Regions from separate parts of the Homo sapiens genome. Here regions 1 and 3 are each linked to region 2. The links are chromatin contacts, found by Hi-C or POLR2A ChIA-PET in ENCODE. All regions are on one chromosome and are shown on one strand. Each heading gives the region's core, a stretch centred on a gene start or an enhancer-like site at or near the end of the contact. The rest is flanking DNA. Distances are from core to core; before and after follow the strand shown. Region 1 overlaps ITGA9 (integrin subunit alpha 9). Region 2 overlaps ITGA9 (integrin subunit alpha 9). Region 3 overlaps ITGA9 (integrin subunit alpha 9).

The links. A loop is a pair of places that touch in the nucleus more often than their neighbours do. ChIA-PET counts read pairs that join two places held with the same protein, here RNA polymerase II (POLR2A). Pooled maps may share reads with other maps.
Region 1: a map of endothelial cell of hepatic sinusoid shows a loop between it and region 2 (4-fold over the local background). The contact joins two enhancer-like sites. A Hi-C loop is called at or near these places in 5 of 168 maps with a recorded cell type or tissue (Right ventricle myocardium inferior, ascending aorta, cardiac septum and 2 more). POLR2A ChIA-PET finds 5 or more read pairs at or near these places in 3 of 52 experiments (A549, Panc1 and activated T-cell).
Region 3: a loop to region 2 is called in a map of Right ventricle myocardium inferior, with 9 times the contacts of the local background. The contact joins two enhancer-like sites. A Hi-C loop is called at or near these places in 3 of 168 maps with a recorded cell type or tissue (Right ventricle myocardium inferior, chondrocyte and heart left ventricle) and 4 of 50 pooled maps. POLR2A ChIA-PET finds 5 or more read pairs at or near these places in 1 of 52 experiments (K562).

Annotation. Positions count from the first base shown.
Region 1 is chr3:37,770,148-37,773,741 of GRCh38, reverse strand. The region is part of intron 23 of ITGA9 (integrin subunit alpha 9); the gene reads right to left. The region is part of intron 3 of ITGA9-AS1 (ITGA9 antisense RNA 1); the gene reads left to right. Among named protein-coding and RNA genes, the nearest start is that of ITGA9-AS1, 90 kb to the left of the region's middle. Within about 2 kb of position 2,126, at least 11 of the 41 ENCODE cell types and tissues checked have a DNase peak (open chromatin) inside an H3K27ac peak, as active enhancers do.
Region 2 is chr3:37,735,646-37,739,274 of GRCh38, reverse strand. It overlaps ITGA9 (integrin subunit alpha 9), which reads right to left. Exons shown (of 28, transcript NM_002207.3): 20 at 2,292-2,371. Among named protein-coding and RNA genes, the nearest start is that of ITGA9-AS1, 120 kb to the left of the region's middle. Within about 2 kb of position 2,039, at least 2 of the 41 ENCODE cell types and tissues checked have a DNase peak (open chromatin) inside an H3K27ac peak, as active enhancers do.
Region 3 is chr3:37,690,339-37,694,002 of GRCh38, reverse strand. All of the region lies in intron 18 of ITGA9 (integrin subunit alpha 9), which reads right to left. Among named protein-coding and RNA genes, the nearest start is that of ITGA9-AS1, 170 kb to the left of the region's middle. RefSeq lists an enhancer at 1-511. Within about 2 kb of position 2,347, at least 3 of the 41 ENCODE cell types and tissues checked have a DNase peak (open chromatin) inside an H3K27ac peak, as active enhancers do.

The DNA.
Region 1 (3,594 bases), core at 877-3,376, 34 kb before region 2:
CCAGTAACTACCACCCCCATGAAAGTACAGAACTTGTCTCTCACTCCAGAAAGTTCCCACCAGTCCCTTGCCAGTCAATTCCCACTGCCCACTCCCCCCACCTCAAAGGCAATCATAGTTCTGATTCCTATTAAGTTGGCAAAAAAAAAAAGAGAGTTAAATTTATCTAATTAGGGAAATGGAGGATGTGCTATTTGGGGCTTGCCCTATATTTAGGCATATATAGTACATTGTGGATGGAAAATATTTATGTTTATTGGGCGTTTGAGAATCCGAATGTGTGTAGTTGTGCTCTTAATATCCATCACTTTTTCACTCCAAAGCCTGTAGGTCTCCAAATTCCCTGTCTGTCTTCTGGAGTGGACATCTGCTGACAGACCGCTGGAAACTGTTTTCTGCAGCCCTGTGGCATGCACATTCCTCTGCTGAGATTACGAGGCCTGGCCACCCAAACACATTTGGTCTGGGTTTAGAGAAACAGAACCTCTGAGCCCTGCAGGATGCATCCATCCCTCATTAAAATCAGGCGTGGGAGCAGAGTTCCTCCTTGCTCTGCACATCGGTGCTTCAGGTTTCTAGGCAGGGAGAGGAAGCTTGGGAGCAGAGCTCCAGCCCAGCCAGTGTTGCTAATGTGCTTCAGGTGTGAAGAGCTAGCACTGTCATCTGGCCACAAGACGCCAGCGGAGAGGGGCAGGGAGCTGGGAAAGGCAGGGCAAGCGAGTGAGAAACAGCCTAAGCCTCAGTGTCAACCCCAAGGGGCAGAGTCACAGCTCAGAAGTTAGTTTCTGTCTCCCGCCGGGAGTTTCTGGGGTGGCCTGTGAACAGGGTAATGGCGATGGCGTGATGTGATGCAATGTGACACCTCATCTGCCCCTGGTGGGATCTGGAAAGGGGAAATGAGGACTGAGTCTGCGGTGAATGAAAATCTTGGCCAGTTGTGCTCCCGACTGTGGTTACATGGGAATCACTTCAATCGGGGAAAGCAACGTTTTTCTGAAAGGTTCAGGGTGGTCCCCTTTCAAAAGGAGATTGAAGGTTGCCTGGTGCTACATAAGTCTGATTCAGACCAGCTAATCCTATTGCAGTCACACCTTCAGTCCTCAGCTAAAACTCAGGAACTCAGTACCTACCAAGGGTCATCAAGGTGGAGGGAGGCGGTCCTCTAAGTGTGTTGAACAGGTACCAATGTGACAGCCATGACAACGGCACCTAACACTTGCATGGCCCTTACTGCACGCCAGGCTCTCGGTGCTTTCCACACATTAACATTCAGTCCTCACAGCAGTTCCCTGAAGCAGGTGCTATTACTGTCCCCACATTTTTGTTTTTTTTTTGAGATGGAGTCTTGCTCTGTTACCCAGGCTGTAGTGCAGTGGTGCGATCTTGGCTCACTGAAACCTCTGCCTCCTGGGTTCAAGTAATTCTCCTGCCTCACCCTCCCCAGTAGCTGGAATTACAGGCACACGCCACCATGCCTGGCTAAGCTTTTTGGATTTTTAGTAGAGATGGGGTTTCACCATATTGGTCAGGCTGGTCTTGAACTCCTGACCTCAGGAGATCCACCTGCCTTGGCCTCCCAAAGTGTTGAGATTACAGGTGTGAGCCACAGCCCCTGGCCTACTGTCCCCATTTTACAGATGGAGGCAAGCTGAGAGGCAACAGGAGGCCCAATTACAACCAGAGGCTCCCCAGGTAGCAGGCCACAGAACTGGGCTGGGACACACGTCACACAGCTGCAGACATCTGCTTATCACCACTTTCCTGCACTACCTCTTAGGTGGAAGCTGAGGATGGGGCTGGGGCAGGAGTCACAGAGGAGTAGAGGTGGAGGGAAAGCTTCCTTTCCTCTTACTGTGGTCAGAGGAAGAAACCACTAGCCTGGAAACCTCAGCATTCTCCAGCCTGACCCATTTCCACCACTGTAGCAAAAAAAAATGACTCCTGCCTAGACCATGGGAGACAAAAGTGCCTGCTGACTGAGAAGAGGCCTATTCTGCACAGTCTCTTGGGCTGGAAGGGGGGAACAGAGCATTCTGGAATGTTGTTTCTGGAAGGCAGCTGCGAGATCATGCAGTCCTTGTGGCCTCAGCTGACAGATAAGGAAACAGAGGTCCCCGAGTTCAGCGACTTGTCCAAGGTCATGTCCGGGCCCCAGTGAAGTTCTGTGGTACAGACGCTCTTGATGAATACTCAATAGTCCTGGCTTCAGCCCTAGCTCTGCCTGCTAACAGCCGTGCCAGTTTGGGTCTCCAGGGCCTCAGTTTCCTCATCTACACATGAGGATGTTGGCCCATGTAGTCACTCAGGTTGTCCTTAGTTGCTAATTCCTCACTTCATGAACTGTCTGTGCATTTTCATTACAGCAGGGGACTACCTTATCTCATCACACAGATAAACAATTACTGACTATCCATCCTCCCACAACTTGGTTTTAACCGCACTCTTTGCTCAAAGTCAAGGGGACATGATGCTTTTTTCATGTGTTGCAGACAACCCAAGCATCCCCGGCCAATGACCAACAATGTCATTTCCTTGGCTGGCTAAGGACTCTGTGGCCATCGCCCCCTTGCTCTTCTCTGCCCAGTCAGTCCTCATTTATTTCCCAGGCTACCGGAGTCCAAATGCTTCTCATGACATGGCTGCTTATCTCTCAGGGCCTCTGGGAGCTGGCAGAGGTCCATGGCTATTAGAATTTGAACAAAAGGACTTCACCAGGCACCCAAACAAGGAAAGGAGGATGCAGGACACAGTGACAAGGCTGTATTCTACCAAGGCAGGTACTGAGGGTTTTCTGTTGGCATCTGTCCTCCCCTTTACCCCAAAGAGGACATTGTGCAAACTGAAACCATGAAATGGTGGTGACTGGGGAAGCTGTCAGGAACCCTGGCTGTGGGAGCCCAAGGAGTGGCCATCACTTGGTGGCAGAGTCTGGGTCAGCCTCAGTGAAAGGAGCTGTCATGGTCAGAAGCCACCACGGTGCCAGGCCTGTGAGAGGATAAAGAATCCCCTGTTCACTCTAGGGGATCTGGCAAGACCTTGCTTCATGAAGTAGTGGGTTTGAAGTGTGAATCAGGGCTGATTCCATAGGTGTGATACTGAGAAAGAGAGCAGACCCTTTGTTTCAAATGTTGTCGTCATCTGATCCCAGGTGGAGAAGGGAAGTCAAGAGCTGTTACTTTCCAGGCTGAGGTGGTCAGATAAACGGCTTGGAGGAAATGGCATTTCCATGTTGTAGGCTCAGTCAGGCACTTCTAAGAGTTGTCTGTTGACTCAGAGCAAGAGAGAGGACACAGGTTTCCTCCCACAGGGCCCCAAACAGAGCAGCCAAACACAGTCCCTGTGCCTGGGTTTGAACACTGAAGAGGCAGAAAAGTCCTCTGATCTTTTTTCTAAGTGTCATGCTCCAAGCACATCATCCTGGGAAATCGCTTATGGTCCCATCTCTATACTGAGTTCAGATATCAATGGAAATAATACAATATTAGGTGCTATTAGTATGTTAGAGAACGGCATATGCTGAATCCTTACGGCACCCATGTGTGGAGGGTACTGCTCTCAGAAGGGTGACCATATAATTTATTGTCTAAACTGGGA
Region 2 (3,629 bases), core at 790-3,289:
GATCCTAGGGCTTCCTGAAGCTATGCAGCACTGTTAATGTACATAGGGGGTGTTCTTGAATTTAGTAGGTTACTGTCATTTTCTCATGTGCCCAGCATTTAGCACTGCAACTGGTAAATATAAGGTGCACAATAAATATTTACTGAGTGAAAATGTGCCCAGCACAGAGTAAGGGATTATAAATAGTGGTTCTTAGCCTTGGCTGCTCATTAGAATCATTTGGTGAGCCCTTCTGAAAACTCCATTGCCCAGGTCTCACCCCAGGCAGAGGCAGGGTCAGGGTCTCTGGGGATAGATCAGGCATCGATATTTTTGAAAGCTCCCCAGGCGATTCTAATATGCATCCAAAACCAGAGCACTGCTGCTGTGTGGACATGTTATTCTAACAAATGAACCTTTCACAATTGCAATACTGGTTCCCTGCCCTCTCTGACTGTTATGATTAGCCCTGAATTAGGTGGAGGCAGGAAGTGTCTTCTATTTTGACAAGGGAAATCTCTTCCATGTCACATTCCTTCCCAGGCATACAGGCTGCCTCAGGTGTGGAAGGACCAAGAGAGCACATTGATGGGTCTGCCCAACAATGGCGAGTGTTCTGTGGATCCAAGAAATGGCAAGAGAATGAGAATTTTCAGGTTTGAATGGGCATCTGCCGCCCCTTATCAAATTCATCAACCTCATGCTCTGGGGCCAAGCTGTTGCACTGTGCCACTCCCCTTTTCAAAAACTTTCAGTGGCTCCTCAGTGCCATCAGGATATAGTTCAGATTTTCTAGGTGACCTTTGTCCCCCATGGTTTAGCGCCCAGGCTCCTCTTTCAGCCCCATTCCCACTGTGCTTGTGTGCTCCCCATCCTTCTTCTGAGAAGGTGCACGAATCCCCAGTACACTCTCGTGCCCACCACCTACACAGGTGTAACAGGGCTTCTTGCCCCATGGACAGCCTCACTGCCGTGCCCATGTTGCTTCAGCCTGAAAACAGACTCCTCTGTTTAAATGCTACCTCCCCACTGAAGCCCTTCTGGATTTTGTGCAATGGGAATGAAGTCTACCCTATCTATGCTTTGCATAGGCTTCTATTAGATCACAGTCATGTTTTATGTGATGTAAATTATGTGATCTTGAAAATAGTGTCAATAGAAAATAACCAAGTCTTGTGGACCAGTAAAAAGAAGCGGCTAAAAAGACATTATTGGGATAACTGGCATAATCAGAACATAAACTGCGGATTAGCTAATAGCATAGTGTCAATGTTCAATTTCCTGAATGTGATAACTATACTACAGTTTATTAAGAGAACAGCCTCATTCTTGGGAATGCACACTGAAGTATTTATGAATCAAGAGGCATGATTTCTGCAACTTTCACATGGTTAACAAAAAAAATTATATAGAAAGAGGATGATAAAATAGATGAGGCAAAATGTTAACACTGGGTGAATCTGGGTAAAGGGTATATAGGAGTTCCTTGCACTATTCTTGTAAGACTTCTGTTAAGTTTAAGATCATTTCCAAGTGAAAATGAAAAGGTTGCCTTGGGTGTCCAACCACCACCCCAATCAAAGCTTGTGTCTCCCTGTTCACCCACCTGAACGCCCCTCCCTCCACTGGAGCTGCCAGCCAAGTGCTACCTAGATGCTGCTTCAAGGCATGCTGGATCTGCCCTGGAGAAGGCATCTTGTAACTCCCCAGAAGCCCCCACAGGCACTCATGGCTATCCTGGAGAGGGGCGGGCACATGCTACTGAGGGGAGAAGCTGCCACCCCACGATCCCCTTTCCTATCCATCCACTTGGCTTCCAAATTAAGCCCTCTCTTGAGTAGCATCTCTTGGGGCCTCTGCCAACAGGCTCAGCCAGGCCCTCAGGCTGCAGGTGACCTGCCCACTCCATCAAGGGATACAGCACCATGTCCAAAAGCAGCAGTGGGCCCAGCCAGACAATTTGCAGAGGACATCTGTCTGATCTGGGAAATACACAGCCAAGTGGGAACTGACCTTGGACTAGAGCCTCACCCCCCTGGGCCTGTCTCTCCTCAGCTGTAGAATCATCACCTCTGAGTGGCTGATGCCCAGTTCCTCTCAGTTCAATCTGCAGTGGCGGCTATGCAAGCAGCACTAGGCAACCACCATCCCCAAGAAATCCAATTCCACTTTGCGGCTCAAGGCTTTATCACTGAGTAACCATTTCTTCCTCCTCAGCATCCTGGGATTCATCAAAGCTTAACCAGGACACATCCTTTCCTGGTCCCATAAATCTCTCATCTTTGAAAAAAGTGTTTAAACCCCCCCCTTACCTCTGAGCAGTAACAATGAAGCTGAGAACTTCCTCTTCCCCAGACAGGTGGCTTGTATCAAAGATCACGCTGAATTCATACTAGTGAAAAAGGAAGTGGTATTTGGCATCAGCAGGCATTCCAAACTTAAACTGTTCTCTTCCATCTTCTGCAGTTTATGACCTCTGGAAGCTCATTTGCATGATAAGCTTTAGTTTTATGTATAGCTTTCTGACTGTCAGGCCAAAGTCACAGCTTTAACAGTAAAACCAAGCCTGACACATACTCTGGCCAGAGACCTGCTGCTCCTGTTCCGCCACCGAGGCTCTCCTTAGGAAGTGATGCGTTTACACTCTTTAACCGGGACTTTCTAAGTTTCACTCACATACCATCTTTTCAATTTCTGCCACATCTGCAAATTACATCACCTGGGATATTTGTTCATATTTTTGTTGCCTTACTCTTTTAGTTTAAAGATTGTTTTAAAAGAACAATTTATATCACTGTCATAGATGGGAATCCAGGATCACTTGCCAAAAAGAGAAGGTAGTTGTAAAAATGAACACAATGAAAACAGAGCAATGCTGAACTCTGTTGCCTTTGGAAGCCTCTGAGCCTAAGGTCTACTCCATCTTTGTTGAAAAGGGAGATTTGCTGGTGATAGAGAAGTGTTAAAGATGTGCTAGCAGGATTGGAGACGTTCTCCTGAGTGTGGCTAGGATTGGAAGACTATTGAAAAGTCTTATGCGCTGAATGTTTGTGTCCCCCCGCCACTCCTCAAATTAATATGTGGAAGGCCTAACCCCCCTATGTGATGGTATGTGGAGATGGGGTCTTTGGAAGGTACTTAGGTTTAGATGAGGGTGAGGCCTTCATGATGGAATTAGTGCACTCAGAAGAAGAGAAGACAAAGAGATCTCTCTCTCTCCATGCACACACACCAAGGGAAAGCCAGATGGGCACACATAGAGAAGGTTCTGTTTATGAACCAGGAAGAGAACTCTCGCCAGGAACTGAATCTGCCGGGACCATGACCTTGAACTTCTCAGCCTTAAGAACTGTGAGAAATACATGTCTGTTGTTTAAACCACCCAGCCCAGGGTAATTTGTTATAGATGACTGAACTGACTAAGGTGAAAAGGGTCACTGTTAGGGTCAATGTTGTTCAGTGCTGCGTCCACGTATCACCCACGATAATTTCATGAACCATCTAAAATTATCTAGTGTACCACTTAGTGGTGAACATCCTGTGAGTAGGGGGCACTGCCCTAAGTAAATGGTGTTCACCATATACATGTCAGGCATGTGTGAGAATGTGGGAGGAACCCTTGGGTAGGGGTCACAGGACCAGGTTCCACC
Region 3 (3,664 bases), core at 1,098-3,597, 46 kb after region 2:
TCAGGGCTCTCTTACCAGGGCAAGCAGCAAGTTCATTCATCATCTTAATGGCCAGGCCAAGATGACTATAAACATCTAAGGGTTGAATTTTACTTGAGGCTACTATTAACTTGACAAGAGACACCAGAGAAAGCAGAACACAATGAAAATCAGTCCCTGCGCTGAATGAAAGCGGCAGTGAAGGAAGGCTGTAATCTGTCCCAGCACTGAGGGATGAGGCTCACTTCTGCCTAAGAACCATTCTGTTGCTCAATGCTTGGTTTCCCGGCTGTAACACAATTTGCTTTGTTCTCCTGCCCAGATGCAGTTTCTGTATGGAACCTTCTGTCTAAAAACAGGCCAAAGCACTCCCTCAAATAAAGGTATACAAACACATAAATGTTTAAGTCCTTCCTGCTCTATCCAGATTAGCAAGTGGATCTGTTTTATCACCTGGTGCCATCTTGAGCGGTTTGCCTTGAAAGTGAAGAGAGAACCACTCCTGAAAGAAAGGGACCACCCTTTCTGTGGTAAAGGTAGATATAATCTGAAGAATCACTTGATAAGAAAAACAAACTTACAAGCCCTCGATGCCTTCTGTCATAAAAAATTAGCCACTGAAAGCCTTGAAAGTTGACCTGGTGCTTTACTGCCTCCAAACCCCAACTTGGAAGACCAGTTTAATTTGGAACTCAAATTATACTCCTTAGAAACAGCAAAAATGAGCTTCCCTTCGAACATCATCACCCCTCCCACAATACCCTCCCATGGAGGAAATAAGGACCTAGGGCCTATCCATCTATCTCAGTCTCTCAAGGAGATCAGAGACAATGCAACATCTTATTAGCCAAATTCAGTGACTTATGGCCAACCGATGCCAGGTACGAAGCACATTCCTCACGAGCTTACAGTGCTCTGTGCGCTAGAGCATGATCAGGAGTAGAGGATCTGGGTTCTCCCTGCTGAGTTCACAATCACCCCTCTTCCTCACTTGTCTTTCTTCCAGCAGTCCCAACACTGAGTCTCTGACCTTCCTGGCCTGTCAGCACTGTTTCTTTGTTCTTCCTCTAAGATGTCTCTAGCCTCTGTTCTTCGTTCTCTGTTCTCTCAGTCAAGACCTCACTTACTGCCTACCTGATAAAAAGTCTGAATCCCATACCGCACTCCTCCAGCCCTTTGGGCCAGATGCCTCCCTGCCCAGTCTGAAAGAGTCAGGACCTAGCCCCCTGCCATTGTTTTTGGAGGGCATTATTCTCCTCATTATCTAAACTTCGCTATTATGTATTACGTGCATCACATATTTGAACAATTATATATCTTGGTTTTAAAAAGTCAATATCCCTAAACCAAAAACTCCAATACTTAAGCAAATGGTAAGTAAATGGAAAAAAAAAATCAACAAGCATTATTTTAAAAAAATCAGGAGTCACAAAAGCCAACACAGACATTTATTGAACTGACCTATATTTACTGCTTCACATTAATTTTCATATAATTTTATTTTCTTAAGTACAAGCAACTCATTAAATTAAAAAATGTTCAGTTTAACACTGTCTCTATTTTTTTTTACAGTATGTAGACACACACACACACACACACACACACACACACTCTCTCTCTCTCTCAATCCTTCATTAAGACAATGACTGATAATTTTTGGCTTAAAAGGAAGAGTTATCACCCCCTGACATACATTCTATGTTTTATATTCTTGCCTTATTTTCCTCTTCCCCCTCAGCATTTAATCTTGGTCTGAAGTAGGTGATCAGTATATCTCTTCTGAGTAAATGAATGAGCTATAAAGTATAAGCTCATGTGTGGCAGAGTCGGGACTACCATGGTAGTACCCATCATATACAAGTGGGACTGTACATGATGGTGTAGGACTCATTTAATCCTTGGCACAATCCCACTTTATAGAGAAAGAAACTGAGGCACAGAGAGAAGACCCTTGAGCCAAGGCCACACTGGCCACAAGAAACAGAGTTGGAATCTCAACTCTGCATCTGCTGGTCACCAAAGCTACACTTTCCCTCTATTTCACACTGGTTGCCTGTTATTTTACTTCTAGCAGCTTCTAAAATTCAAACTCCAGTTTAGCTGCTTCTTGCAATCACTGTGAAGTACAAATATTCCAGCCAGCAAATAGTTTTCAAAACATCATGAGTTCTAAAAATTCCATGGACACTACATTCCGGTTGACCCTCTCCACTCCTCTCCTTCCCCAGACACTCGGACACTTGAAGCCCCAAACTCTCATCTCTTTGACTAATTTATCTGTTGCCAAGGGGAGAACATGAAACACAGTAAGGCTGCAGACAGACTAGTTCTACCAGAAATGCAGATCCGGACTAGAACATACGGAAAACAGCCAGGCTGGAGGTCACAGGCTGGTGGCCTGCAGGCTGGAGGTGGTCACTGGACATGTTTTGTTTGGCTCATACGATGTTCAGAAAACATTTTAATTAGCTGCCAAAGTCATAAGATCTCTCGGTTTTATTAGAAAATAGAGTGTGCTGGGCCTCACTCCCACCTGGCAACCACTGAATGCTGCTGTGAGCCTGCTGCCCTGTGGGTGAAGCTGGAACCCTCCATCTTCCCACTGTCTTCACTGCTTCCTCCTGCCCCACCCTGGTCCTCTTCACCCACATACCACACCTGCCTCACCCAACTCCTGCACACTGTGAGGTGTATGCTACTAGATCTTGTATAAGAACCTCAGCGAGGCTCTATCAGACCAACCCACAACTTCTAGGAGTCTAGAAAGTGAGGTGCTCAGGTTAGAGATACTTCTAATCCTGTGGGCCTCTCTGGCAGAGGCTGGTGAGCCCTGACCACATTACTTGCACTCTCAGGGTGCTCCAGCCCACTTCCAGCTGCCAGGGGCTATATTACGGCATCTCTGCACCCAAGAGCATTTTTCCAAAACCATGTAGGTCTCTCCTGCCATGCATATGGGAGGGCAGGAGTACTGGAGAATATAAATAGCCCCAGGAGACCTCAATTCTTGACACTTGGGGAAAGGAGTATAAAACCCCCAGCTCCCTTACTCTTCCTAGTGTTGCCCTGCAGGAATAAGCCCCATTGCCCACTGTAGTAGTTGGTTTAACAGCTCACTTTTCATTCACTGCCTCCTGCCTATATAACTTCACCTCCCTACCATTGTTTCACCTCCCTACTATATCACTTCAACCCCCTACCATTATTTCTTGCATCTCCCAAATAAAGAAATTTCCCTGAATTCCTCGCCATCTGGGAGACCCAAACCAAGAGAGCATCTCACACTGTGTGTAAGAGTCGGGCCAGGGTGCCTGCCCTGCTTGTTCTCCCTTCTCTCCTAGCATGGCCTCCTCTATCACTCTGTGGCAAGCTGTTGCATCCTGTTTGCACCCAAAAGTCAGCTGGGAGCCCTCATGCACCTGGCTTGAAGCTTATCCTTTCATGTCCAGGTCTGTTTCCATGCATGCCATAACAGTCAATACCATGAAGATGTACACATAACCCCAGCCCCTTGAGTTTTTCTCCCTGCCTATCCCTGGTCACATGAGGCATGCATGAGTGCAGAAATCCAGAATGGGCTAAAAACAAAACAGAATGAGGTGGGGAGGGGAGATTTCTTAGAACCTATGAGTGGTAAAGTCCTGACAGGCCTGTAACAGCAGGCATCAGATTTCTAAAATGTCCT